2 separate regions of the Homo sapiens genome follow, and region 1 is linked to region 2. The links are chromatin loops, found by intact Hi-C in ENCODE. Cell type or tissue: dorsolateral prefrontal cortex. All regions are shown on one strand. Links, peaks and the distances in the headings refer to the core of each region. The heading gives the core; the rest is flanking DNA. Region 1 overlaps FRMD5 (FERM domain containing 5). Region 2 overlaps FRMD5 (FERM domain containing 5).

Evidence for each region. Hi-C counts contacts between places; a loop is a spot of excess contacts. Peaks named below come from ENCODE experiments on the same cell type or tissue, not always from the same donor. Only the 100,000 strongest peaks of a DNase experiment are listed, where the experiment ranks them.
Region 1: a loop joins it to region 2, with 2.3 times the contacts of the local background. A loop is called at or near these places in 5 of 110 quality-filtered maps.

What each region holds. Positions count from the first base shown.
Region 1 is chr15:43,961,985-43,977,349 of GRCh38, forward strand. The region is part of intron 1 of FRMD5 (FERM domain containing 5); the gene reads right to left. Among named protein-coding and RNA genes, the nearest start is that of WDR76, 140 kb to the left of the region's middle. RefSeq lists an enhancer at 10,920-11,421 and a silencer at 12,968-13,017. In dorsolateral prefrontal cortex, for the core only: no CTCF peak of the experiment used is centred there; a DNase peak (open chromatin) is centred at 7,984; H3K27ac peaks cover 3,941 bases.
Region 2 is chr15:43,916,177-43,931,541 of GRCh38, forward strand. It overlaps FRMD5 (FERM domain containing 5), which reads right to left. Exons shown (of 14, transcript NM_032892.5): 2 at 8,029-8,133; 3 at 3,591-3,633; 4 at 3,283-3,361. Among named protein-coding and RNA genes, the nearest start is that of WDR76, 97 kb to the left of the region's middle. RefSeq lists enhancers at 11,739-12,390, 12,391-13,040. In dorsolateral prefrontal cortex, for the core only: no CTCF peak of the experiment used is centred there; no DNase peak of the experiment used is centred there; H3K27ac peaks cover 2,088 bases.

The sequences.
Region 1 (15,365 bases), core at 5,676-10,675, 47 kb after region 2:
AAACTGGCATAAGACAGGGATGCCCTCTCTTACCACTCCTATTCAACATAGTGTTGGAAGTTCTGGCCAGGGCAATCAGGCAGGAGAAGGAAATAAAGGGCATTCAATTAGGAAAAGAGGAAGTCAAATTGTCCCTGTTTGCAGATGACATGATTGTATATCTACAAAACCCCACCATCTCAGCCCAAAATCTCCTTAAGCTGATAAGCAACTTCAGCAAAGTCTCAGGATACAAAATCAATGTGCAAAAATCACAAGCATTCTTAAACACCAATAACAGACAAACAGAGAGCCAAATCATGAGTGAACTCCCATTCACAATTGCTTCAAAGAGAATAAAATACCTAGGAATCCAACTTACAAGGGACGTGAAGGACCTCTTCAAGGAGAACTACAAACCACTGTTCAATGAAATAAAAGAGGACACAAACAAATGGAAGAACATTCCATGCTCATGGGTAGGAAGAATCAGTATCGTGAAAATGGCCATACTGCCCAAGGTAATTTATGGATTCAATGCCATCCCCATCAAGCTACCAATGACTTTCTTCACAGAATTGGAAAAAACTACTTTAAAGTTCATATGGAACCAAAACAGAGCCCGCATTGCCAAGTCAATCCTAAGCCAAAAGAACAAAGCTGGAGGCATCACACTACCTGACTTCAAACTATACTACAAGGCTACAGTAACAAAATCAGCATGGTACTGGTATCAAAACAGAGATATAGACCAATGGAACAGAACAGAGCCCTCAGAAATAATGCCGCATATCTACAACTGTCTGATCTTTGACAAACCTGAGAAAAACAAGCAATGGGGAAAGGATTCCCTATTTAATAGATGGTGGTGGGAAAACTGGCTAGCCATATGCAGAAAGCTGAAACTGGATCGCTTCCTTACACCTTATAGAAAAATTAATTCAAGATGGATTAAAGACTTACATGTTAGACCTAAAACCATAAAAACCCTAGAAGAAAACGTAGGCAATACCATTCAGGATATAGGCATGGGCAAGGACTTCATGTCTAAAACACCAAAAGCAATGGCAACAAAAGCCAAAATTGACAAATGGGATCTAATTAAACTAAAGAGCTTCTGCACAGCAAAAGAAACCACCATCAGAGTGAACAGGCAACCTACAGAATGGGAGAAAAGTTTTGCAACCTACTCATCTGACAAAGGGCTAATATCCAGAATCTACAATGAACTCAAACAAATTTACAAGAATAAAACAAACAACCCCATCAAAAAGTGGGCAAAGGATATGAACAGACACTTCTCAAAAGAAGACATTTATGCAGCTAAAAAACACATGAAAAAATGCTCATCATCACTGGCCATCAGAGAAATGCAAATCAAAACCACAATGAGATACCATCTCATGCCAGTTAGAATGGCTATCATTAAAAAGTCAGGAAACAACAGGTGCTGGAGAGGATGTGGAGAAATAGGAACACTTTTACACTGTTGGTGGGACTGTAAACTAGTTCAACCATTGTGGAAGACAGTGTGGCAATTCCTCAGGGATCTAGAACTAGAAATACCATTTGACCCAGCCATCCCATTACTGGGTATATTCCCAAAGGATTATAAATCATGCTGCTATAAAGACACATGCACACGTATGTTTATTGCGGCATTATTCACAATAGCAAAGACTTGGAACCAACCCAAATGTCCAACAATGATAGACTGGATTAAGAACATTTGGCACATATACACCATGAAATACTATGCAGCCATAAAAATGATGAGTTCATGCACTTTGTAGGGACATGGATGAAGCTGGAAACCATCATTCTCAGCAAACTATTGCAAGGACAAAAAACCAAACACCAGACGTTCTCACTCACAGGTGGGAATTGAACAATGAGAACACATGGACACAGGAAGGGGAACATCACACACCAGGGACTGTTGTGGGGTTAGGGGAGGGCGGAGGGATAGCATTAGGTGATATACCTAATGCTAAATGACGAGTTAATGGGTGCAGCACACCAACATGGCACATGTATACATATATAACAAACCTGCACATTGTGCACATGTACCCTAAAACTTAAAGTATAATAATAATAATAAAAAGAATATCACTAGAAAATAAAATAAAATAAAATAAAATAAAAGCATTTGTGAATGCAACTTTTGTTATAATCATAGATTAAGGTGATGATTCACTGGGTATAGATCAACTTTAAAAAGACCAATCACAAGGGATTTAAGAAATGGCACACTAGTGGGTCAGACTCAATCAAAAGTCCTTATAAATATAATAATTCAGTGATGCCTTTTTCCGTGTTCATTTCTGTGATAACTAATCCTTTTGTGGCTATTTTCCTGAACTTTTTTTCTTTTTTCAAGCATGAAAACAACATAGCATTAAATATTGAAATAAGTGAGGCCAGGCACAGTGGGTCATGCCTGTAATCCCAGCCCTTTGAGCCATGATTGTGCCACTGCACTCCAGCCTGGGCAACAGAGTGAGACCCTGTTTCAAACAAACAAACAAACAAACAAAAAAAAAAACAAAAGAAAAGAAAAAGAAAAATGAGTGCTCATAATGACAGAATCCTGATGTAACAAGGCTTTTTTTTAATTTTGGCATATTAGATTTTGGCCTCTTTCACATGTTAATGCTTTTTCTTATGTGTAAGCATGCACATATTCAGAATCCTGCCCTCAATGGAGAAAAGATATTACCTAAAAGCCAATTCCAGATGATGACAATTTTCTTGTGACCTTGCATTCTGCCTAGTCTTATATTCTCAAGTATTGACAACATTGTGATTTATGACTGAAGTCCTTCCATACCATTGCTTTGGGTCTTGTCTAGAAGAGGCAACCTTGGATTACTAAATAAATGAAAACACAATGACTTATAGCCCACAGTTCAGAAGACTCGGAGTTGGCAAACTTACCATGACTGTAGGCAAAAGACTGCAGGAGAACTAAGTATAATTAGGGTTGCTGTGAAATAAAGGGCAAGCAAAGAAAGAGGATATGACTGAGCTATGGTTTGGATTGAAGGGAAGTCTCCAAAAAAGTATACTGAGGGAACTCACCTAGTATGGAAAAGGATAGAGCATGGCCTGGGGACTCAGTACTTTTTAAATTGACAGGGATTCCAGCGATATTTAGCTTATAACCCTTATTAATGAAAGATGCACAAAAGCAAATACAGAGTACAGAGGCAGGGCTTGAAGGAACGGGCAGAGACTTTTCCTGATTCTTCTCTATATTTACTGCATTCTATCTCCTGAGAGTTAAAAACAACTATGATCATTCACTTTGATGACCTGTCAAAACCATCTGATGTGCACTAGGATGATATCTGCCTTTTACTGATGACGTGTCAGGGACTGTACATACACTGCGCCTAACTTTGCAAAGCAAGTCTTATTACTGTATTTCTAGTTTATGATTGAAGAAGCTAAGAAATAAAGAGGTCAAGTAAATTACCAGGATTTCACATAGCTAATGTGTCTAGGTTGGGATTTGAATCCAGGTATGTGTAACAAGTAAGACTGCACCTAATTTCCCACCATGCCACCCTCTAAAAGATGCCATGCAAAATTAATCTTTTAAAAAGTCTTTTTTTTTTTTTTTTTTTTTTGAGACAGAGTTTCACTCTTGTTGCCCAGGCTGGTGTGCAATGGCACAATCTCCGCTCACCACAACCTCTGCCTCCCAGGTTCAAGCGATTCTCCTGCCTCAGCCTCCCAAGTAGCTGGGATTACAGGCATGCACCACCACACCCAGCTAATTTTGTACTTTTAGTAGAGACGAGGTTTCTCCATGTTGTCAGGCTGGTCTCGAACTCCTGACCTCAGGTGATCCGCCCACCTTGGCCTCCCAAAGTGCTGGGATTACAGGCGTGAGCCACCGCACCCGGCCTAAAAAGTCATTTTTTAAGATCCAAAGAAGCACATATGAGGGTAGTATTAATATGCTAAGTATGGCTATCAGGAACTATATAATCCCAGCTCAGTTTAGGTAATATTTTTCCACAAATGTTAATGAAAGTGCCTGCTGCATGCAAAGCACTGGACCTTGAGGCAGGAAGATATAAAAGTCACAATTCTTGCCTTTTAAGAGTTTATCATCTGGGCTGGGTGCGGTGACTTACGCCTGTCACCCCAGCACTTTGGGAGGCTGAGGTGGGCAGATCACTTGTCAGGAGTTCGAGACCAGCCTGACCAACGTGGTGAAACCGCATCTCTAATAAAAATACAAAAGTTAGCCGGGGCGTGGTGGTGCATGCCTGTAGTCCCAGCTACTTGGGAGGCTGAGGTGGGAGAATCACTTGAACCCAGGAGGCGAAGGTTGCAGTGAGAGGAGATCTCATGCCGTTGCAGTCCAGCCTGGGAGACAGAGTGAGACCCTGTCTCTAAAAAAACAAAACAAACAAACAAAGTTTACCATCTAACTGGGCAGGATAGGAAAAAAGTAACAATAGGGATAATTAACTGCTTAAAACAAGAATAAACATAATATTACAAAGGAATACATGATTAATTGCCAAACCAATCATATTTAAGACTAAGAAAAGGGAGAGATTACATGGTCTGGAAGGGTTTAGGAAGACTCCATAGAAGAGAAGGAGGGATGAGGCTGATTTTTAGGGATTGATAGAATCTAGACAGGGAGAAAAGTAGTACTGGATTCCAAGAGGAGAAATGGGGAACAAAAACACCAGAAAGAAAGCCTTTTGCTCAGAGCCAAAGGTTTAGAACATGAATGGTTGTGAGGTAGCTGGAAAGGCAGGTTAGAGACCAAGCACTGGAGACTTTGAAGGGTAGGTTAAGTAAATTAGATTTAATTCCTTGGGCAATGGTGATTCAGAAATGTTTCTGAGCAAGGGAGTCACATGATCCAAGTGGTGTTCTAGGATGATTTTTCCAGCAGTAGGTTGCAGAAAGTTTACAGAGGGGCAGGAAGAACAGTTAGGAGTTGCCTATAGGAGCATCCCAGAAACAGAGAAACAGAAGCAGAGAGAAAGAAAAGGAAGATATTTCAGTTTCATTCTGATGCTATAGATTTAGAAAGACATGGACTTGCTTCTGGCTGGAGCTGGTTTAATTAAATGTAAATTTGGAAAATAAAGCACAAATAACTTTGGATAGATGCATAGTTCAATTAAAAATTATTTGGATTTACAGTTTTGTGTCATTTTACAGATTATACAGCACTTTCAGAAATATATAAACATATATAATCATATATATATACACATAAATATATAAACATATATATATATATATGTTTGGGATGGAGCCTCGCTCTGTCGCCCAGGCTGGAGTACAGTGGCACGATCTCACCTCACTACAACCTCCACCTCCCGGGTTCAAGCAATACTTCTGCCTCAGCCTCCGGAGTAGCTGGGACTATAGGCATGTGCCACCACGCCTGGCTAATTTTTGTATTTTTAGTAGAGACAGGGTTTCACCATACTGGCCAGGCTGGTCTCAAACTCCTGATCTCATGATCTGCCCACCTCGACCTCCCAAAGTGCTAGGCTTATAGGCATGAGCCACCGCACCCAGACCACTTTCAGAAATATTAATTCATTTATCTGCATAACATCCTATAAGGTAAAGTTTGGCATTATTTCCATTTTTCAAATGTTGAAACTGAGGTTTAAAGACCTGTGGTAACTAACACGAGGCTGCACTGTTAGTACATTTTAAGATTGAGACCTGTATATAATGGGCTTCTGATTCTATATTTCATGCATTTCCTATTTTTTTTTGGTCTGAGTAATATCTTTAAATTTTTTTTTAAATTTTACTTTAAGTTCTGGAATACATGTGCAGAATGTGCAGGTTATATAGGTATACATGTGTCATGATGGTTTGCTGCACCTATCAACCCATCATCTAGATTTTAAGCCCCACATGTATTAGGTATTTGTCCTAATGCTCTCCCTCCCCTTGCCCCCAACCCCTCGACAGGCCCTGGTGTGTGATGTTCCCCTCCCTGTGTCCATGTGTTTTCATTGTTCAACTCCCACTTATGAGTGAGAACAATGCATTTCCTATTTACCACACTGATCTGAAAAAAAAAAAAAGGAAGATTTTTTTCCATTTTAGGAAATCATCATTTTTAGTTTTTTCATGGAATATTTTAAACATACACAAAAGTGTATGAACTCCCACATACTTATCATCCAGCTTCAACAATGATAAACTCACAACTAATCTTATCTTTATCTCATCTGTACCCCAACCGCCCCCAATTACTTGACGCAAATCCCCCACATCATGTCATAATCCTTTTAAATAGAAGGCCTAGGTGATATTTTTAAGAAGAATTCAAAATTGGTTGTATTCCTTGCCAATGGAGTATTTCCTATCTTTAGCTTCAATTGAAAAGCTGAGGTAGATGTATGCTGTCCTGCAGAGCATTCCTATTCGTACCAAGATGTGAGAAGTTGAAGAGCAAAATAATTGACCCTTTTTCTCAGAAGAATTTCCTGGGAATTTCATTTTTTTCAAGCTACCTCTGAAATGAAAAGTGAAATATATTTCTTTTGTTCTCCTGACTCCTATTCTGTGTGTTTCTTTTTTCCAAGCTGGAAAGATGACAGTCATTAATTGTACATAAGGTGCTTGCAGCTTTCCTAAAGGTGGTTTAAATAGAATGCCTTGTATCTATCTACTTTATTCTACTATGTATGAACGTGTATGGAATATATGCCGGGTGTTTTATTGGCTAGTCTAAAGGAAATTGTTTTTCTTTCTGTAATTTGAGGGAAAAACACATTCCTATGTTTAACAAGCTTTTCCTTCATTGCAAAATGACTGCTTTTGCTAAGGACACTATCATTTCACAATCATTTATTCTCACATTGCTTAGGGAAAAAAATACCTAGAATTTTAAAGTTAGTAACGGAAAGACACTGAAAAAAATCTTTATTTTCACAAAAATCCTATGTTGTTATTTTATTCTGAATTTCTGCCTAATTCATAGACTATGTTTCCTAGAGTTGGACAGGACTATGGGTGAATGTAGACTGATTATATCTAGAGGCCTTAATACTGATTTAGAGGTAAGAAAATAGTTTGTTACTGGCATCCCAAAATGAGGTTTAAATTGCCTTCATTCTTTTTTTTTTTTTTTGGAGACAGGATCTTGCTCTGTCATCCAGGCTGGAATGCAGTGGCACAATCATGGCTCACTGCAGCCTCCAACTCCTGGGCTCAACTCCTGCCTCAATCTCCTGAGTAGCTGGGACTACAGGCGTACACCACCACATCCATGTAATTTTTAAATTTTTTGTAGGGATGGGGTCTTACTATGTGGCCCAGCCTTGTCTCACACTCCTGGGCTCAAGCGATCCTCCCACCTCAGCCTCCCAAAGTTTTGCTGGGATTACAGGCATGAGCCACTATGGTCCAGCCATCTTTATTCTTCAATCATTGAGAATTTTACAGCCATGCACATTCATTCATTCATTCGGTCATTTATTTAACAGATATTTACTCAACACCTACCATGCCCAGTTCTATGTGTGCTTCTGAGCATATAATAATGAATAAGAGAGATATGGTCCCTCTCCCATGGGTGGAACTTCTTCATATAAATTGGTGGAATTTCTATATATAAATATTGCAATCTTTTGATTCCCAAAAATTGTCACATACACTCAAAAAGACTGGAAGTTCTTATAAAGGACTCCTTTTAAACATCTTAGCCAATAAATAACAGCCCTGAGAGGACTGTACATTTCCTATAACCAAATCCATAAGACTTGCCAGACAGAACATACGCCTTTGAGGGCCTATACTAGTTAACTGGATAGTTTCCTTGTTAAGAAGAGATGAATGATACTATTCCTCTATCCTAAGATTTTCTGGAGGTAAGAACTATACTGGTTATAAATGTACTTTTATTGGAGTTACGGAATTTTATTTCTTCTGTGTTCTGGTATAAGCATCCTCTTCTCTCAGCACCCTGCCTCTCATTATGAAACCTGCCAACTGGCCACACAGAAAGTCAGCCATGAGAGTGTTCTGGCTGAGACACAAACTGCATTTGACAAAATGCAAATCACAAAAGGGAGGATAGAAGAAAAAGTGGGAACTGGATTTTGTGCTTAATTTTCTTCAACTACTATATTGTAATGTGATTGATGAACTAGATGGAGTTCTAAAATTAAAACTAGAACCAGGTGGAAGTTTCTTTTAAGATAAATCTCTATTCTCAGAAACATCAGAAGACAACCCAGGCTGCTGGCCTGACACTCATGGCCTAGCTACTGCCAGCATTTCTTGACAATTTACTCTTGTTAACTGCTCTGCACTTCTATTCTTTGTCTTTGAAATGTTCCTCTCCCAGCATTCTTTGGATTGGAGGCAGAAAAGGCTTAGAAGTTGAAAGCACTGCATCAAATGTTTTTTAGTTTATGCCCTCTCTCGCTTCAACATATATGGTATCTAGGGTAACATACTCTTCTTGGATGTAGCATTTTACCCCATTATTTCTTTGTTGCTGTTGTCGTTGTTGAGACAGTCTCGCTCTGTCACCCAGGCTGGAGTGCAGTGGTATGATCTTGGCTCACTGCAACCTCCACCTCCTGCCTCAGCCTCCTGAGGAGCTGGGATTACAGGTGTGTGACAGACACCACACTTGGCTAATTCTTTTGTACTTTTAGTAGAGGCAGGGTTTCGCCATGTTGGCCAGGCTGATCTCAAAGTCCTGCCCTCGAGTGATATGCCTTGGCCTCCCAAAGTGCTGGGATTACAGGCGTGAGCCACCGTACCTGCCATACCCCATCTATTTCTGAAGTTCATTTCCAAGAGCATTTCTTAGGTAAATGAGACGTCTTTTTCTCCAGCAGAATTTAATTGCACTCTGTTTGGGTAGCATATTATAGTAATATGATAAAAGAAATGAGAATGTAAAAGATGAAAATTTCATTGGTGAGTAAGCTGATGACAAGGTGGGAGGAAAAAATTCAGGCCCTTTAGAAATTTGAATTCTTGCCAGGTGTGGTGGTTCACACCTGTAATCCCAATGCTTTGGGAGGGCGAGGAAGGCGAATCACCTGGCCAACATGGTGAAACCTTGTCTCTACTAAAACAAAACAAAACAAAACAAAACAAAACATTGCTGGGCATGGTGGCAGGACTGTAAACCCAGCTACTCATCAGGCTGAGGCAGGAGAATCACTTGAACCCGGGAGGTGGAGGTTGCAGTGAGCTGAGAGCATGCCACTGCACTCCAGCCTGGTGACAGAGTATGACTCCACCTCACAAAAAAACAAAAAACAAAAAACAAAAACCAAAAAAACAAAAAATAAAAAATTTTCAAGGTGAAGAGAAGATCATTTTAAAATATTTGTTTTCTGTTATAAAAATAATACTATCCATAAACCTGTCCCTCAGAGAGTACATCTGCTACTATTTTTTCTTTTGTTCAAAAAAATTTCTGCCTGGTGCGGTGGCTCACCAGCACTTTGGGAGGCCAAGAGGGCGGATCACGAGGTCAGGAGTTCAAGACCAGCCTGATCAAGATGGCGAAACCCCATCTCTACTAAAAATACAAAAGTTAGCCAGGCATGGTGGCACGCATCTGTAATCCCAGCTACTCAGGAGGCTGATGCAGGAGAATCACTTGAACCCAGGAGGTGGAGGTTGCATCTAAAAAAAAAAAAAAAAGAGTTTCTATGCAATAGGGTTGAAATGACATTATATGCATAATTTTATATACTGTTTTTAAAACTTCGTTTTTTCTTCTTTTTTTGAGTTTCACTCTTGTTGCCCAGGCTGGAGTGCAATGGTGCAACCTCAGCTCACTGCAACCTCCATCTCCCGGGTTCAAGCGATTCTCCTGCCTCAGCCTCCCGAGTAGCTGGGATTACAGGCGCCCGCCACCACGCCTGGCTAATTTTTTGTATTTTTAGTAGAGACAGGGTTTAAAACTTCACATTTAAATATAAGGATTTTTCAGTCCAGGCATGGTGGCTCATGCCTATAATCCCAGCTCTTTGCCTGAGGTCAGGAGTTTGAGACCATCCTGGCCAACATAGCAAGACCTCATCTCTATTAAAAAAATATATATTTTTATATATTTATATACTTATATATAAATATATATATATATAAAGATTTTCAGTAGAAAATATTTTAATGGTGCTTAACCTCCAAAGAAAGATACAACAGGCACTGAATATGCCTCAGATGTAGCAGAGCTCACACCTTGTTATTAAGAGAGTTCATAGAGCATGGAAGACCAACCAACTCCATCTCTCTCTTATCCCCTCCTGCAGCACATCACACAACATCATGTGGGATGGGGTTAGGGAGGCCTTTAAATGCATCAATATATTAAAAAGCATATATAAGTTATTCTCCTTTGGGTTAAATGGAATTTGTTTGCTTGGATTTTCTTCACCTTACTTTATTGAGTTTTAATTAAATATAGCTGTGACCATAGACTAATGGACAATAAGATGTGGCAGGGGGTTAGCGGTTACTAATCTGATCTCTCACCTGATAAGAAAACCTTTCTATATCTAGTAGATCTGGGGCATCTTTGGGTGAACTATAAAAAGGTACCTCTTCCTCTGGGTAACCAATGCCAGGATACATGATGTAGTTACTGCAGCACTGGCTGGATTTCAGCCCCAGTTGCCCCCTTGGCCGGGTGCCCTTGTACAATAACTAACCTATACAACTGTACAGTCCTAATCTCAGGGCTATGGTTTTCTAGCCTCCACGTGCATGACAGAGAGCTCACCACCTCATACAGGTAGTCCCATTCACCTTTGAAGAGTTTTGTGGCAAGTTCTTAATAATAAGTAAGGTCTCCTAGGTAACTTCTAGTGTGCAACTTCTACCCACTGACCCTAGCTCTGCTTTCCGAAGGATAAGAGATCAACTCCACCCAGGCTTCTACATGATTGCTTTTCAGATATTTGATACTATCCTATCCCATGTCTTCCAAGTCTTCCCTTCCCCAGGCCGAATATCTAATTCTTATGACTGGATCATCATATGACTTCTTTCTAGATTTTAGTTAATATCCTTTTCTTGTTTTTCTTGTTTTTTTTTTGAGACGGAGTCTCGCTCTGTCCTCCAGGCTGGAGTGCAGTGGCGCGATCTCGGCTCACTGCAAGCACTGCCTCCCGGGTTCACGCCATTCTCCTGCCTCAGCCTCCCGAGTAGCTGGGACTACAGACGCCCGCCACCACGCCTGGCTAATTTTTTGTATTTTTAGTAGAGACGGGGTTTCACCATGTTAGCCAGGATGGTCTCGATCTCCTGACCTCATGATCCGCCTGCCTCGGCCTCCCAAAGTGCTGGGATTACAGGCGTGAGCCACCGCACCTGGCCGATTTTGGTTAATATCCTAGTTACTTTCTTGTTTGCTAATGCTAATGTTTTTTTTTTTTTTTGAGACAGAGTCTTGCTCTATCTCACAGGCTGGAGTGCAATGGCACGATATCTCCGCTCACTGGAACCTCCGCCTCCCAGGTTCAAGCGATTCTCCTGGTTCAGCCTCCTGAGTAGCTGGGATTACAGGTGCCCACCACCACACCCAGCTAGTTTTTGTATTTTTAGCAGAGACGGGGTTTCACCATGTTGGTCAGGCTGGTCTCGAACTCCTGACCCCAGATGATCCACCTGCCTTGGCCTCCCAAAGTGTTGGGATTACAGGTGTGAACCACTGCTCCTGGTCACTAATGTTCTTTAAGTCAGAAGATCATATTGAGCATGATACTCCAAATATACTGCAGCATTATAATACAGCTATTAAATCTTAATCTAAATGCTATATTTTCCTTAATACAACCCAAACCTCTATTTGGTTTTAGAGAAACTTATATACCATTGGCTTATATCCAATTTGCGGATATCTAGAATGCCATTTCAAACATTCTCCTACTAAGTCAGGCCTCCTCAATCTTCTACTTGTACAGTTTAACTGCTGGAACTAGATGCAGGATTTAGGCCTAGTAAATTTCTTCTTGTTGATTTTAGCCCACTGTTTCAGTATGTTAGGATCCCATTGAACATATCAAATTAACTTTTTTTTTTTTTTGAGGTTACTCCAAAAGGGATCAGCTTGATCTTGAAGTTACTCTACTGGGTGGAGACAAAGAGGCACTTTCAATGCAGAGTGCTAAGTGGAACAGTTGGAATCAGCAGTAGGGTGCTATGAAAGCACACAAGATGGTCCTCTAGTGAAAGTGAGAGGCAAGGAAGAAAACTTTCCCATGAGAATAAAAATCTCAGGTGACTCCTTAAGGGTGAATGAGAGTTTGCCAAATGAAAAGGGTCATGGAAAGCAATCTAGGAGGTGAACAGCTTGAGCAAGGATTTGGGATTACAGAAATTTCTGAATGCCAATATCTTTTAGTGTCTTTCCCTTTTTGGACTCCTATCCAGTTGTCCAGAAATTATGTGCTGCAGGTGCTCATTTAATTCTCTACTTATACTCTTCCTGGACAAGTTTCTATAGGTTAAGGCTGCTTGCTTTTTATGCCTTAGGATGGTCCCATTCCCGCATCTACCTTCCCTTTTCTTTCTTTGAGAAAGCATTGGAGTTAGTTAACTCCTACCTATACTCTGGCTTCTGTAAGCTTTTCTAAGAGAGGGCGGTGCCTTATCCATTTTGGTGATTCTGGTTCCTGACACAGTGCTTGGCACACCATAGGTATTTGACAAATGTTTAAAGTGTTGAAAAGCAAAATAACTATTCACAAATTCTAATATGCATAAACAATATTCTGAAAGATACAACCAGATTCATGTAGCTCTCTGACTTAGACATCACAGGAAGCCTACTTTGTAGCCAACAGAAATCAAAGGCTTCCTTTTTAATAAAAATGAAACAAAAATTTTTCAAGAATTTGTTACATGCAGATCCTTTTAATTGTTCAAAGCAGGTTCACAGAACACTGACTGGGGCTCTTGTGGCTTCTGACAATCATCTCCCAGAGTTGTTGAGCAATTTGCCAAGTTGCCTGTTGGCTCAAAGGTGAGAACCCCAGGCTACCTAAGCTCTGCCCAGTGATGCGGAATTGTCTCTCTCTTCTAATGTGCTCAGCTGGAACAGAATCGCAGAATGTCCAGAGCAGTGAACCATGAGGAATGAGAGCAGATTAGCTTAGCAAAAAGATAAACTAGGCATCGCCCAAGGGACATTGACAAGTGAGGTGACCTCATGCTTTGCTCTCAAATCAGAGTTCTCAAAAGTCATCTAAGCTAGAATATGCCAGGGAATACCAGAGCTTCCTATTGGCAGAAAGTAGGAGAGATAAAACTAACAAGGAATGAAAGATGTAAAGAGGTATTTGCCTCAATATCTAAATTACTATTTCAGAATTCAAGAGCCAAAAAAGAGAAACATCTCCACTATCAATAAAACAAACAAACACAAAATAGACGAAACATAAGAGACCATAAGATCACCCAGCAGAGATATTCTTGGCAAATAAAATGCCGGGCCAATATAAAAGCAATAGAGAAGAGGAAACCTGAAGGGCCAATAAACACTTGAAAGATGCTGGATTTCACTGGTCGTCAGCAGTGAAACCACAATGAGACACCACTTTACACACAAGTGATTAGCAAATATTTAAAACTCTAACAACTCAAGGAAAACAATAAGACGTTGCTGAGAGAAATGAAAGAAAACCTAAACAGAGGGATATATCATGTTTATAGGTTTCAAGATTCAAAATTGTTAACATGTCCATTCTCCCCAAATTGGTCTATAGAGTCAATGCAATCTCAATTAAAATCCCAGGAGGCTTTTTTTGTAGAAACTAGCAAATGAATTCTAAAATTCATGTGGCAATAAAAGGATCTAGAATATGCAAAACAAGTTTGCAAAAGAAGAACAAATTTGGAGGACTAATATGATCTAGATTCAAGATATTATAAAGCTACAATAACCAAGACAGTGTGGTACTGACACAAAGAAAGACAAATAGATCAACAGAACAGAATAAAGAGCCTATAAATAGACCCACACATGTTCATTTTCAACAAGGTGTAAAAGGGAATTCAGCAGAGAAAGGAAAGCCTTTTAAAGAAGTGGTGCTGGAACAGCGGGATATCTATGTGCTAAAAAAAAAAAAAGGGAGAGGGAGACTTCAATTCATACCTTGTTCCATATATTAAAAAAAAAAAAACTTAAAGTGGATCATAGACCAAAATGTACAACATAAAACAATAAAATTTATAGAAGAAAACATTTGTAACCTTGGATTAGGCAAATACTTCTTAAATATAACACCAAAAACACAACCCATAAAAAACAAATAAATGTCTACTCATAAAATAAATGGATATATTAGTCTTTATCAAAATTTAAAACTGCTTTTCAAAAGAAACTGTTGAGAGAACGACATGACATGCCAAGAACTAGGAGAAAATCTTTGCAAAGCATTTATCTGATGAAGGACTTGCATGTAGAATAAAAAGAACCCTCAACATTCCATAAAAAAACAAGCAACGCAATTTTTTTAAAAAGGCAAAAGATTTGAACAGACACTTTAACAAAGATATATATGGATGGTGTTAGGAAGAGTTTTAAAAGGAAGAAAGTGAGAGAGAAGGCAACTCAATGGCCAAACAGGTTTATTTACAAGAATAAGCCTGTGAGGCATCCCAGTCAGGAATCTGGCTGAGACCCTGATTGCTTACAAGCTGACGTTTTTATACTAAAGTTTCTTTTTTTTATTTTTGAGACGGAGTTTTGCTCTTGTCGCCCAAGCTGGAGTGCAATGGTGCGATCTCGGCTCACTGCAACCTCTGCCTTCCAGGTTCAAGTGATTCTCCTGCCTCAGTCTCCCAAGTAGCTGGGATTACAGGCATGTACTACCATGACCAACTTTTTTTTTTTTTTCTTTTGAGACAGAATCTTGCTCTGTTGCCAGGCTGGAGTGCAGTAGCGTGATTTCAGCTCACTGCAATCTCCGCCTCCTGGGTTCAAGTGATTCTCCTGCCTCAGCCTCTTGAGTAGCTGGGATTACAGGTGCATGCCACCACACCCAGCTAATTTTTTTTGCATTTTTAGTAGAAACAGGGTTTCACCATGTTAGCCAGTCTGGTCTTGAACTCCTGACCTCAGGCTATACAGCTGCCTCAGCCTCCCAAAGCGCTGGGATTACAGGTGTGAGCCACTGTGCCCAGCCTCATACTAAAGTTTCTATAGGGGAGGGGTTGGGGAAGTGCTAGCAGGTTGGAACTGCAGGGGGCTGGGGAAGGATGTGGTAAGGGCCAGGCTTTGTTGTGGTCAGGGTTGTTACTCTCTGTTAAGGTATGGGTGAGGTTGACCTTTGCTTTGTTTTTGGAAACACTGTCACTAAGGTAGGAAACACAGTCACCAAGGTGGAAAAATGGCATCACTA
Region 2 (15,365 bases), core at 3,997-8,996:
CCTTCTCTTGCCAGTGTCCTTGAAGTCTGCTGACTTGGTGAGAGGCCTGGCCATGGTCCTAATGCTGTGCTTACCAGGACTTGGATGACTACCTGGGATAGCTTTCTCTCTCAGGAAACAGAAGTTAGCTGCTTAAGTTTTAGGATTCTAGCTGGTGGGGAAAGGGGACAGAGGAGGAGTGGAGATTATTAGAAAAGAAGTACCTTTCACATAAACAAGGAAGAAAAGCCAGTACTAACTGTACTTGTGCATGATGCAGAGCCCCTGGGGCCTACGGACTGTGTAATGAATCTGGCAACGAAATATTGAGACTTTGCTCAGTGCAAGGCTCACTGTGGGTGTATTAAGAAGTGTAAGAGGCCGGGATAGTGGTTAATCTTCCCGACAATTCTATGAGGTAGATATCACTATCCCCATTTTATAAATGAGTAATCTAAGGTTAGAGAGGTTAAGTATCTTATTTCCAAGTTAAGTATCTTATTTGGCTGTATACAGCCAACAAGTAACATAAGTAAGATCTGAGCTCCCAGGTCTATGCTGCTTCTTGGGTAGGAAGGTCTGTCCATTCATGTAAGATAGTGACACTGGATTTACAAAATTGTATTTTTTTTTTTTTTTTGAGACAGAGTTTCACCCTTGTTGCCCAGGCTGGAGTGCAATGGCGTGATCTTGGCTCACTGCAACCTCTGCCTCCTGGGTTCAAGCGATTCTCCTGTCTCAGCCTCCCGAGAAGCAGGGATTAAAGGTGTGCACCACCACACCCGGCTAATATTTTGTCTTTTTAGTAGAGACGGGGTTTCACCATGTTGGTCAGGCTGGTCTCAAACTCCTGACCTCAGATGATCCACCCACCTCACCCTCCCAAAGTGCTGGGATGACAGGCGTGAGCCACCACGCCTGGCGGAAAATTGTATTATTAAGAGCTCTTCCTAAGGGCCAAGATAACCATACATTTCCAGTCCTTTAATCAAATTGGAAAGCCATGTGTCTGTGGTGCTCTCACTGGCTGCTCCCTCTCATCCCCACTGTTGGTCCAGTGAGGTGGACAACAAAGACGTGTTAGGTTTGCTCCGATATGTAGACAGGAGTACCAACTTTGGGGTCTGCCCTGGCACCAGTACCTCTTTTAGCAGAGACAGACAGAAGTTCAGAGCTAAGGCAAACACTCTGGAGATCATGAGTGGGGCAGGCTAGTGGTATTTTAACAAAACTCTTGAAAAAAATTTTTTTTTGAGACAGAGTCTCACTGTGTCACTCAGGCTGGAGTGTAATGCCGCAATCTTGGCTTACTGCAACCTCCACCTCACGGGTTCAAGTGATTCTCCTGCCTCAGCCTCCCGAGTAGCTGGGATTACAGGCGTGATGGCCCGGCTAATTTTTGTATTTTTAGTAGAGATGGGGCTTCACCAAGTTGGCGAGACTGGTCTCGAACTCCTGACTTCAGGTGATCCGCCCGCCTCAGCCTCCCAAAGTTCTGGGATTACAGGCGTGAGCCACCACACCTGGCCTGAAATTTTAAACATAGTGGTTCTACCCTTACTCACCTACCTAAAGCCTTAGGGTGTCTATGATTTGGATGGATTTGGTTTTCTGAAGCAAAGCAAGAGCCACCTCCACTTCCACATAGATGAGCAGAGCCTGGGGCTTCTATGCCTAGTAAGAGACATGAGATTTGGTTCTAGCTACACTCTTCACTGTCTTCAGTGCTTCAAAGTAGGTGGGTACACGCTGCCCTATGCATCTGCAGGAAACAAGCCTTCCTGAAGAGGATCTCCCTCAACTCCCATGTGAAGGGCCCATGCCGAAGAAGCCACTTTTCTCCCCTGTCCCACTTCCTTGTTGCCTTTGTACTGATAATGCCTGCTTCTTGGCCCCCTCCTCTCCCCATTTCCTGATTTCCTCTCTTAGAGAAATTTTTGCTCCTTTCACCTGGCATGCTCTTTAGATCAGGAAATGAAAATAATTCTGGCCGGGCACGGTGGCTCATGCCTGTAATCCCAGCACTTTGGGAGGCTGAGGCAGGCGGGTCACGAGCTCAGGAGTTCGAGACCAGCCTGGTTAACATGGTGAAACCCCGTCTCTACTAAAAATACAAAAATTAGCCAGCCGTGGTGGCAGGCGCCCGTAATCCCAGTTAGTCAGGAGGCTGAGGCAGGAGAATCGCTTGAAACCAGAAGGTGGAGGTTGCAGTGAGCTGAGATCGCGCCACTGCACTCCAGCCTGGGCAACAAGAGCGAAACTCTGTCTCAAAAAAGAAAAGAATTCCATATTCTTTCCTCCTTCTTCCCTCCTCCTTTTCTGTCTTTGGAATTTTCCCAAGCAGTTAAGGATCTAGGAGTGGATCTCAAAGCCTTACAGGATAACCCGTCTATATGGCTGGCAATATCCTCATTCCCACCTTTGCTGTCTCCACGGTCTTAGGGAAGGGGTTAGAGCTGACAGTCCTATCTCTTCCTCAGCTCTAGGATTCCCTGGCATCACATCCTTACCTATGGTCCTGCCTTCTACAAAGTAACATCAAGGTTTTGCTTATGTCAAAATTAGGTCTTTCTAATATAAAAATTAGGGATCCATGTTGTAGAGTTCTTGAATCTCTGAGGTGAGACTTTCACAGTAAATTTCGCTCAGATACACAAAATCCTGGGGAAGCTTTGAAGCTCTCACTCACTGACCCTCTTTTAGGATGGCTGTGGGCACAGAGGTTCTTTTCATCCTCAAGTGGCGCTGGATGAGACAGGATGCATTCCACGCAGCTGTCGGCCTGCCACAGAACATGATCCCCACAATAGTTTATCACGAACCTGATCCAACAGCACCACAGAGTTTATCCATTTTGATTTTAAATCTTCAGTATCTCCCAGCTTATCTTTCAGTGTTATGCCTTTGGCATTTTCCAAGTATATCCATTAGACCACTTGAATCTATTTGCAACCTCCGAAATAAGCAGCAACATAGCTCTCTCCAAAAATGTCCACAGTGGCAACATCATAGGTAAAAGAAAAGACGCTTCTGATTAGTTACTCCAGAGCCCTTTGAGAGTGACCAGTTCAAGAGGTAGTATTCACACTTCTTGAAGGAAAGAAGTCCACTCTGTTGCGACTGCACTGAGGGGTACGCGAAGAAAGCATGTGGAAATGAAATACAGAAGTCATTATATTTAGGAAGAGTTCCTTGCCTCTAAGAGTTAGGCGCTTCCAAATGAGAGGCTCTAAGAGGTCACCATCCCCCTTTCCTATGCTCTCCAACAGGTCCTAATGGCTGCGGGAAGCATGTTCACCTCACCTGGTTATTTCTTCTTTCAGAGCAGCAGGGTCTGCAGGATAAAACTTCACACGGAAGCACATGGTGAATGGAGGCTGGGCTGCAGAGAAAAAGAGGTGCTCATCAGGGAAGACTCTCACCCAGAAGAGGACAGGGCTCTTCTGCCCACTAGCATGAAGCAGCAGAAGAGAACCCTCATATATTTAGGGCCAACTTATACTCAGAACAGTGGGAAATTATATATGTAGATCAAAACTTGAGATAAGTGGGAGGTTTCGTCCCACCCTCCCCAGGGGTGTGGCTTGAGTCTTTTCATGGAGAATACTTACATCTCAATTGTTTCACCACAGACTTTGTAAATTCCAGCCAATGCTGAAACAGAGAACACAGAACATGAAAACCCTAATGAGAAGGGCTGTAAAATATAACTTGTTTTCTCCAACTTAAAAAACTAGACAGATTGTAGCCTAGGGTGAAAGCAGCCCAAAAGCTTATGAAAGATAAGTTTGGTGAGTAAAGAGTGATATGATTTTCTGAAATGAGCTCCCATGGAGCCAGCTGTGAAGGGGGGAATAGTTCCAGCTTCAGATGCCATTTATGGGCTTCCCTGGAAATGCTGTCTTCTAAAGCAGGGTGCCAAAATTCTGAGCCATGTTTTTGGCATGCGATTAAGGCACAAGCGACTGCATGTATGTGTGGCGGGGACAGAGCCCCACCTGGGTTGAGTCGGGAAATACTGACTTTAATGGGTGGTGTGTGTTTCTGTTATGCACCAGCTTTTTTTTTCTTCTTTTTTTGGCAGGGGAGTGGGAATAGAAGATTTTGGTAGCAACTCTAGAAAGTAGTGAGAAGTGGAAATTTCCTAAGTCAGGGATGGCTGGTATATATTCCATCTTTCTTTGAGTAACATAAATTGCCAACCCTTGTGTTAGAAAACACATACTCAGGATTCCTTGGCATCCAGTGATGTTTTAAAATCTAAATCTCAAATGATAACTAACCACAACCAACGTGTAGGATAGTACCTTCTTCCCCTTGGATTTTTCAAGGAGGCAGGACATAGAGGCAGAATACATTTTCCCATGGTACTTAACGTCTGGGGGAAGCAATGAAACCATTCTATATGTGTTCCTTAATTCTACATGGGTCCTTTATAAATTTTATTATTGATGTTTGTTGCTTTTTGCTAATCAAGATTAGGTAGGACTGCTATTAATTGGAGTTTGATTATCCAGAGGTAGCTTAACATTGCCAGATGTAAGCTCCATGAAGGCCCAGAACTGTCAGTCTCGTTTACCACTGTATCACCAGTGCCTAGCACAGTGTTCAATAGGTAGCTGCTGAATGGCAAAGGGACTGGGCCCATACTTCCTTCTTTTCTGGCTACTTCAATTTAGTGTAATGTCTTGGCAGAGTCCTCCCTCTGGCAGGAGAGCAGCCAGGGCGCTGCAGTCAGCATCCTGGCCTCCCTTGATTCCCAGTGATCACCTTCTGGGCTGGGCCATGGGTCATGCAGTTAATGGACCCACTAAGAGCCAGTTCTTCTGTCAGCTCCACATGGATAATCTGGACTGACATTCTGCTCTCCTGCTTCTGCTGATCTGAGTTCCCACGAGGCTGGCAACTCATTATAGCCACTCAATGTGGTTAAGAGGCCCTTCTCACATTACACGGCCCACCGCGGCTCAGCTTCACAGGGAGGCAAAGGCAAGAGATGAAATTGCTCAGAAACAACTGGGGTTCCAGGGTATGCCTGTGAAGACGGAGGAGGCCTATCTGTTCAGAGCACACTGGAATTGTGGACAGTGAGGAGAACATAGCCAGTGCCAGGGATTCAGTACACAGAACAGCAACACCCCCAGACATTAGACTGATAGATTAAAAGAAATAAACAAAGGAAGGTAGAAATTAATGACTGTGAGATGCATTATCAGCAGAGGGCAGATAAAGCTGAATGACAAAAGCCTATTCCCCTTGACAATAGCTAGAAAGAAGATTTTAGTTTTATTGTAGTGAGAGCTCAAGAAAGGACTGAGGCTGGAGGATAGTAGCAAGGGGTGAGAAGGGACTGAAGAGCTGTCACAGCTGATCCATGGGATTTGGAGTCTGGCAGAGAAATCTTGAGAGGAACCCAAGAATATGGTGATGGCCAGAGTGGCTTTTTGCAAATGCCTGACCAAATCGGTCCCAGATTCACTAGCAAACAGACAACATGGGCTTAGGGAGGAGGGATTAAAAGAAGAGGAAAAGAAGATTCAGAGAGGAGGGTTTCCTCCCCTATCTGAGTGAATGGGCCAATGTGGCACAATCTTCAGACTCTAGGGGCTTGAAAGGGTACAAAGCAGAGGCCAAGAGAAGGTGGAGGCCCTGGGCCCGAGTCAGGCATCCTGGGGAAGGAAAGTAAGGGCAGCTCCTCCAGGAGAGACCAGGAGAGCTTGCAGATGCATGGAGGCTCCTGCAGAGCAAGGACTGACATCGGATGGATGTAAGTGCTGGGTTCAGACTGTCTTGAGACCCAGGGAAAGAGGTTTATTTTAGGCCCTTACACCCTGAGGGAGCAGGGGAGCTCAGCTCCTCCATCCCTACCATGAATCAGTGGACTAAGGACAACTCTCTACAGGTCCCCATTTCCCTACAACCCTCAGTTACTGTCTCAAGCCTCTCTGCTCTCCTTAACCCCTCCCGCAAGGCACAGAATTACACAACTTTCAGAGGCTATCAGTTATACATTCAGCATGGAATCTCAGAAACCACACTGGCCCTGGAGTCAAACAGGTCTGAGCTCGAGGCTGGCTTTGCCACTGACCTGGGGCAAGTTACTTAACTTGTCTGAGACTTTATTTACTCATCTGGATAACAGATATTATCATTAGGGATACTCATCTCATTTTGTTAAGGATGAGATGGAATAACATACGTGAAGCTCTTAGCTTAGTGCCTGGCACGACTCAGTGAGCAGTATACATCAGCTGGAAGAATTAGGTTTGTGTGCAGCGCAGAGCCTGGCAAGCAGTAGGAACTCCATAAATGTTTACTTCTCCTCTTTCCCATGTTCTTATCTCTCTCTAGTTCCTTCTCATTTTAACCTTCACCACATCCACATATTCTCTTACTCTCCTCAAGCACATTCTGACCTAACTAAAAAACCAATGAACAGGATACAATTCGCCTTTTTTTCTTCATATACCACCACTCTAGGGGATGAAGAGATCTTGGAGTAACTGGCCCTCCTTTTTTTTTTTTTTTTTTAAAGACAAGAGTCTTGCTCTGTCTCCCAGGCTGGAGTGCAGTGGTGTGATCTTGGCTCACTGCAACCTCCACCTCCCGGGTTCGAGTGATTCTCATGTCTCAGCCTCCCAAGTAGCTGGGACTACAGGCACATGCCACCATTTCCGCGAATTTTTGTATTTTTAGTGGAGACGGGGTTTTGCCATGTTGCCCAGGCTGGTCATGAACTCCTGGGCTGAAACAATCCGCCTGCCTTAGCCTCCCAAAGTGCTGGGATTACAGGCATGAGCCAGTGCACACAGCCAGCCTTCCTTTTTAAGGATAAAAGTTTGGACCAAACAAAGAAACACCATCATTACCTCTCTACTTTGGTGGGGATGCCAGAGAGTACATCTCCACAAAGAGCAAAGGGTAGATGAAGGGAAGTTATAGAAACTGCAGGTGTCTGCAAGCTGGGAGGCTGGGCAAATGGACGTAAGAAATACAACACTATAAGCCATTAACTCACTCATGCATTCATTTCTTCAGAAAATATTTATTGAACACCAACTACATTGTAGGCCTGTGCTAGTTAAATGGGAGATAGTGATGAATGAGACAAAGTCCAGGCCCTCATGGAACTTACATTTTTGCAGGGAACACAGGTAATCACAGAATGATGTAATAAGTGCTATAACAGGGTAGCAGAGGGCACATGGGGGCCCATAGGAGGATCCCTAATACAGAGTGGGGTTAGGGGAGATTTCCCAGAGGAAGTAAAAGTCTAAGCTGAGACCTTAAGTGTGAAAAGGAGTTAGCTGGAAGAAGGGTGTGGAGTGTGGAGCGGTAAGGAAAAGGAGAAGATTCTAGGCAGGGGAACTCTATAGGTGAAGGCTCTGTAAAGAAAGAAGGTATGATGTATCTGGAGGGCAAAAGTATTACTGTCTGGCGGGACCACAGCAGGTTGGGGAGATGAAGCTGGAGAAATAGGCAGGGGCCTGAGATGATGGACTTGTTCCTGAATCTGTCTGGAATATCAGCACCCTTGGCTATCAGAATGCCCTGTGTCTGCAGAGCTGCCTATGCTGTGTAGAGCAGAGCAAGAACTGCAAGATCTGCAAGGTGCTGAAAGGCCCGCGCTGGTTTGGCTCTGTCTGTACTGCCTAGATTGGGTTGGTATGGCACCTTTGGTGAGGCCTTTCCTAACCAGTACAATGTGCTTCAGCCTGCTTACTAGAAAGTGGGCAGGAGAGGCTCACCCTGTGACTTGGGCTCCGAGACCACAACTCCAGCCCAGCTGCTCTGCCTCCAACTTTGTGCAAATCATTTAAGCTCCCTAGCCTGCCATTTCAGCAACTGTAAAATGACAAGCTTCTCCAGGTGAGCTCTAGCCAAGGTGCCTTCCAGGTCTAATGCTATGATCTGAAGAGACGACATCCAACTGCAGGGTCTGGTTGGTCCCTGATTCCTGAAGCTTGACTTTGAATATGAATGACAGTTCAAGACCTCAGTCTTATTGACTAGCCCTGTCCTCCTTTTGTGCTTTGAATATTGACTTACCCGCTGCTTATCTGGGTCTACAAAGCGGATACCAAAATAGTCTTTCTCAAGTAGGTTCAGATGGTGGCAAAGAAGGTCAAACAGGTACTGGCCTTTGGCATCTCTCTGCAAAGAAAGAAAACTCCATTGAGAAATGAGTGGGTTTCTTCAGTGTAACTTTTTTTTTTTTTATAGCCATTAAAAGTTGTTTGTAACTGTTGCATGTGTCTATGAAAGGGGTGAATGTCCATAACTATGTCCTCCACATTGTGATACATCACTCACTGTCTGGAATCCAGAGGCTTTTAGCACCTGGAAGGAGCCCAAGAACCCTTCCCACCACAAAGATGTCAGAGAAGTCAGGGTAGAGTCAGGTAAGCCCAGTTCCCATCTCAAATGCACAGAGAGCTTTCTTAAACTGTGGGTGTAGGGAATGTCAGTGTGGAATACAGCAATAATTACACCAGGCCCAGCTGACTGAGCCTCTAAAGTAAATCTTGAATCCATTCACTTCTCTTCCTCTCTGTTACCAACACCATAGGTCAAGCCACCACCATCCCTCAACAGGACCACTGCCAGAGCCTTCTAACTGATCTTCTGCCTTTGCTCTTGCCCTTTCAGTCCATTCTCCGCACAGCAATGAGGGTGTCCACAATTTAGACATCATCTCTTTCTTGCTGAATAAGTGATCAGGCACATTGTAGGATATTTAAACAAACAAAAGGATATACTATGAACAGTAAGTCTCCCTTCCACCCTGGCCACCCTGTGCCCCAGTTCCTCTCCCTAGAAGCAACTGTTATCAGCTTCTTGTATATCCTTTTTTTTTTTTTTTTTTTGAGATGGAGTCTCGTTCTGTCTCCCAGGCTGGAGTGCAATAGCGCAGTCTTGGCTCACTGCAACCTCCACCACCTGGGTTCACACGATTCTCCTGTCTCAGCCTCCCAAGTAGCTGGGATTACAGGCATGTGCCACCACGTCCAGCTAATTTTTGTATTTTTAGTAGACACGGGGTTTCACCATGTTGGTCAGGCTGGTCTCTAACTTCTGACCTTAGGTGATCTGCCTGCCTCGGCCTCCCAAAGTGCTAGGATTAAAGGTGTGAGCCACCATGCCCAGCCCTCTTGTATATCCTTTATGTGATGTTTTATACACAGGCAAACCTACATACATATACATCTCCTCTTTTAAAAATACATTTTGTAACATATTTTTAAGCTCTTTTCTCCCACTTAGGGTATCCTGCAAATCCTTCTATGGCAATATATATAGATATGCCTCACAGTTTTTAACTGCTGCATGTCACTGCAATGAATCTAAAATTATTTACCCAGTTCCATATTGATGACATTTGTTTCTAATTTGCTATTACAAACAATGTGGCAGTGAACATACAATGATCTTTATGTTACTCACTTCTCTTAATTCTTGTTGCTCTCAGAATAAAATGAAAACTCTGATCATGGCGTCCCAGGCCCTATACAGCCTGGCTTCTCTCTGCACTCACCCAAAATCATTTTCCTCACTACACTTCAGCCATGGCCTTTCCGTTCTGAACTCCCCAAGGCTTTTCTGCCACTGTCTTTGCATTCCCTCTGCCGGGAATGTTCTTCCTGCAGCTCTCTGCAGCCACTCCTATTTTTTGAGGACTCAGCTCAAATGTCCCCTCTTCAGAGAGGCCTTTCCCTATAGTACAGCCCTTCCCAGTTACTTTCCATCTCATTTTGCCATTTATGTCCTTCATAGCACTTATACCAATCTGTAATTATCTTGTTGATTTGTTTAGTTATCTATTTACTATCTGCTTCCTTTCTAGACTGTAATTTTCATGAGGTCAGAATCCTTCCCCCAGAACTTAGCACAGGGCCTGATGCATGGCAGGCAGGTCCTCAATAATTATTTGTTGAATAAATTACTGAATGAATAGAAGGGAAAAGGTTTGCTAAAAGATTTCACAAAATGGTGAAAAGCTAGGCCGTTTATAACCCATAACCTTCTACTTCAGAGACCTGCCTGGATGCCAAGGGTGAAGTGGGAGGAGAATGACTTGCAGGAACCTGTCAAAACATCTGGAGCCTGCACAGCATCCATCGCTGGCCTGTCCCCAGTGGTCTCTGCAGCTCAGTTCAGATGATCATCTCTGGCGGGTCTATGTCTAATTTTGCATACAAATTGAGGTTGTATGAGGAATTTCTGTAGTGTAGTGGTTATCACGTTTGTCTCAGAAATTGAGGTTGTAAGATAAGATCCAAAGATCTCTCCTGTGCCAAGGCCCAAGGCCATGGGTAATTACAGAAGGGCCTGGCCCTGCCCCAAGAATGAGCATATTTTAAAGACCTTCACAAAAGGTTTACACCTCACCTCTTCCCCTTCTGCTAACTCACCACATACTATCCAAGGAGAACTAGGGCAGGATGCTGATCTCGCGGCAGTTATGTTAAGAAGTTTGTCCTTGCAGGAGCTGGAAGAATAGGTGAGTAGACAGCTCAACTACAGAAGGAGGCAACATGTGGGCAACACCCCTCCTCTTCTGAGACAGGAATAATACAGGGTGGTCACAGGAGAATAAAAATTCCAGACAGCAGTTTCACATGACTAGAGGCTATGGGCTGATAAGACCCTGAAAAACAGGGCATAGACCAAGCTAGCTAAGACCCACTGAACCCAATGTGTGGCTGGATTTGACCTAGGTTTCTCCTAGGACCTCACTATAAACTCGTTAACATACTAGATCACACACCTACCAGCGCCAGGACTGTTCCAAGACCACCCATATTTGCTGTAAAAATAGGTGCCACTGCAGTTATGAGAAATCTCTACCTTTTCCCAAGAATTTTCTTGAATATTCCACCCCTTGGTTAAAGAAACCCATAAAGACAGAAACCCCAAACCCCACTGAATGACTCTCTCAAGTATGCCTACGCTCCCTTTTCTTGAATGTGTACTTTGCCCTTTGCAATAAATCTCAATAAATCTCTGTTCTTTTACTATTTTCTGACTCTTCCTTGAATTTCTTGAAAGAATTCTTATCTTCTCAATGGTGTCAAGAGCCTGGACACCAGGTGGGGTGGAGGTCTCACTGGCGTTTGGGGACCTCCCCCAGCCCACTGGTATCACTTCTGCTAGCCTCATACTCCCTCTCACAACATAAGCCTGAACTCGCAGGCCCTATTCCTCCTGTCTTTGGTCCCCTACAGGAAAGAGTGACTCTCAGGACAGAGACTCGTTATGAATCACACTGGGACTTCTGGGTGGTGGGCCACAAACCAGGTCTTTCAAAGGACTCCGTCAGAACTTTCTTTGTGCAGGGCCTATTAACTACTTCTTCACTGATGCCAAGAGAGTGAGAAGAGCTTAAAGAGGTATTTCAGGTTCTCTGGGAGCAGAGGAAACATGTTCCACTCTATCCCATGCAGCATATCCTATACTATTATCTCTCTCAGAGCAACTGAAATGGAACAGTGAGAGACAGTAGCATATTTTCATTGCTTTTCTCTACAAATTTTACTTTGCACCAAGCTGGCTTTTACATTGTGATCAGCTGGTGCTTTTTTTTTTTTAATGAAAAAATGTTTTTCACAAACACTACTACAGTATGATGTGAGTTTTACGGGCTGAAGAAGTTTGCTTCCATACATACAACAACCAGATTAGCAATGGGACAGAGATAGCTATAGGGAAAACATGCTTCTGTGATGGAAATCATACAGACTTTTAATAAGAATCCTGCCTTTCATAAAACAACTCATTCTCATGGGCTGCGAGTTCAGATGCACTTGTAAGGCTCTTAGCTGGTAAGAACCCTGAACTTGGTAGATCCAACTTCAGATTTCTTCCACTTCACAGGAAGAAAAAGGAAGCATGGCTTTTCTCTTGGAGTAGTTAGGAAATAAGGATATATCCCACTACCCATTCCCTACAGCTACATAAAAAAGACCTTTTTCTGGTTACTTTTCAGCACCTGGTGAATCCCCCTGCTCCCCCGCCGTGAAGACATAGTTCCCTCAAGTTCCCATTTACCAGTTACCAGTGTTAGATGCATTGTTTTGAGCTGCAGGGCTCTTGCATAGACTAATGAAGAGAAGCATCTTCCTTTGCTCTTTCTCCAAGGCTGGGGTGGGGGTGAGGGGAATGAGGAAAGAGGTAGACATAGAATTCCATGAAATTTAAATCCCCAGTAGGTATGCAAAGGTAGAATCAACTTAGAGCTCTGCGCAGAGGCACCTTTCACAGAGGGTTGCGACAAAGCCCTTCCTTTGAGGCACTCACACCTGTGGCTGGTGGAGTGGCCTGAGGCAGCACTGGGTGAAATCACATGCAGCTGAACCATCATGATGGGCTCCCTACAAGCCAACGGCAGGGGCAAGATTTTAGGAATTTTACAACTTCCTGGGCTTGTGGATCCCCTTGCACTTCCTGATGCCAGCTGCGTCCTGGGATACCCTCTCCATGGTCTCCCAGTCCTAAGTCCAGGGGTTTCTGGAATATTCTGTGACAGTCAGTCTTTTCTTTTGATGAGATGGCAAAGCCGTCTTCCCTTCCCTTTGCCTGCAGGTGCCCTGGCACTGTGGCTAAACTGTGCGTTGAATGTTGTGCCATTGATTATACCGGAGAAACAGGCACTTGCGCTGACAGGTGATTACTGTTTAGTCACAAAGTCAGAGCTCCAAGCCTGAGGACATTTATCTTCAGGACAAGTGAGCTGAGGCAGAGCACCCAAATCCTCACCCTGCAGCTACTTCTGAGGTTATTCTCTTCCCAAAGACATTATTGGATCAAAATAACTTATTAAGCACTCGTTTAAAAAATAAATTTATATTTTATGAACCACAACAGTGCCTATACATATTTGAAAATACTAGTGCATATAGGTACAACCCATTTATTCTCTCTATATGGTGCACAGAATGATTCATGAGCCTCTTGGAATCACTGTGCAGCTCTGAGGGTGGGATAATTCCTATTTTTGCTCCTCCCTGGAACGCCTGGTTCTGGTTCTCTATGGTTTGCCTATTCTTTAGGGAAGGGACTGAGGTAGCAAGCAGTAAGCAAGCTTGGGCCAGTGACCTAAACTATTTAAGGTTAATTGCATTTTCTGTCTCATCATCGATATCCATGGGCAGGAGAGGAGCTTTATTTTAACCCATCATGGATGAGGTTAATCCCAGGCTCTCTGGCATGCAGCATCCTGATGAGAGAAGCCAAGATGCAGAAAGCTCCACTCATTAGGCTCCACTTTATTCAATCCTGCTTACTTGTGAGGCACACAAGCACCTCACAAGCAAGTGCAAACGAAGTAGAGTCTAGCAGAGGGTAAGAGTGATTCCAACTTCCTCCTGGCTACATGCTATGACCTTGGTTCACAATCTGTTAAAGGGTAGCTGGCCTTGGTTTCACGGGCCCTTAGAGAAGGCAGAGGTAAAATGGAGGGATTACAGAAAGTGGGCACCCGTAGCCCAAAGTACAAGAGTCCAGAGGTGGAAGAAAGCCACACTGATACTAGGCACCCTGGAGGAAGGGCAACAGTTGAACGAGTTGTCCTTGGAGGCCTGCCGGGGAAGAAACAGGCACCAGGGATGGGATGGCATCTTAGCCTGCATTCTAGCTTAACTATATATATTTAAATTTCTTGTAGGCCAAAGACTTCCTTGCTTTCCTTCCATGCCTTTTAGTGGTGTGAGGGCATGAGTGGCATGCCGATGTCTGCCAGGTTCCAGAGCAGATGCTGTGTAAAAGCACTTTAATGTTACAGAGGAACAGCCACAGTAGGTCATCTTCTCAGGGCCATGGCATTAGTGAGCTGAGCAGAAAAGTGTGAATTAATTTCTGGGGTGCAGTCCCTGCCTCTATGGTCACATGCTACACCCAGCCCAGCTTTCTGAGGCAGAGGGAGGGTGTGGGGCACAAGTGCTAACAGCAGAACCTCAGATTCCCTAACTTCAGCACCTTCTTTACACTTTCTTTGAAGGGAGGGAACCCCTGCTGAGCTCTTGGCCCAGGAGCTCACTTTTCCTGCTTAGTCGTAAACCAATGAAATCTGTCCAGGAACTGCTGAGGCTGCAGCTAGAAGAGCAGCCAGCTCACTCTGGGAGAAGATTAAGAAAGCTCATTCCAGGGGGAAATGCAGAGACGTCCATCTGCAAGCAATACTCTCTTGAGTAGCAGGTCACCACAAATGTGGCAGGGCCATAGCTCACCCCTACCCAGGTACTCCCTTCTGTTTCCTACTCTCAGAACTCAGCCATCAGGCTGGGAAGAACAGGGCCCAAGCAGGCTCTGGTATCTAGACTACAATGCCAGGAGGCTGCTGTGGGGCCACGTAACCATGTGGCTCCTGGAGGAGTGGTGAGGCCCCAAAGTGGAGGGAAATCAGAGCTCAGAAGGAGAAAGGATCAGTGCTTCTTAGCCACTGTTCTCACCAAATCCTTAAATACAGCAACTTCTTTGCCCCAACAACTCCCTTCTACATGCAAATTGAGAGCTGGGGTGATTTTCATGAAGCCACACAGATATCTCTAGGTTCAGATGCCAGGTGCAGTGCTGCAGGGAGCCCTGTTGGCAGTCCTCACTTGGGTCAGAGAACTGGCTTTGCTCATCGCCACATGGTGTGACACGCAGGATGTGCACGTGGGGTGGGGAAATCACATTCAGTCTGGAACATGGAGGTCACCGTGCGCAAGGAAATGTCATGGGAGGGAGGACTAAGTGTTCTGTCAGCACAGATGGCCCAAAGCAGACTCAACAAGGGCAATTAAGACCCTCTGAGCAGAACTTCAAACCTGCTGTTGTACAGCTTGTAAGAGCAAGGCTAACAAGAGGGCCAGTCTTATTGAGATATCAGTGGTGATGCTTCAAGAGACAAGGTGTCTCATTTCTATATGAAATCTTTGTACCCTGTGAAGTGTCTGGAAAGAAAAAGAAAAACAGAGCCAGGTCTGAAGAAAAGCAGACAACTCGTTCATCTTTCTTATCTTTGGAGAAGCCACTTTTACAAGTAAGGTGACTCTTAAAAGCATCACTGCATCTTGCTATTGATTGAATAAATTTTAGTTGTATTTTTCCAACCAGTGCTGAATATCTCAGTGGACTAGTCATGTCACAGCTGCAGAACTACTGGAAACTCAGCCAGGCTTGTTAGGAAAAAACTCATTGCTTTGTATTTGTGAAGCTCATATTCTCTTTCTCTATTCTCTGTCTCTCTCTCTCTCTTCTCTTTCTCTCTCACACTTATACCCCCCGATCCCCACTCCCAACACACACACACATTCTCTAATACAGCTGCACTTCTCATACAACGCTGCTTCAAATAACTTGTAAAGAAAATCTAGAATTTGGGGAAAGATCGACTTCCCCTTGCT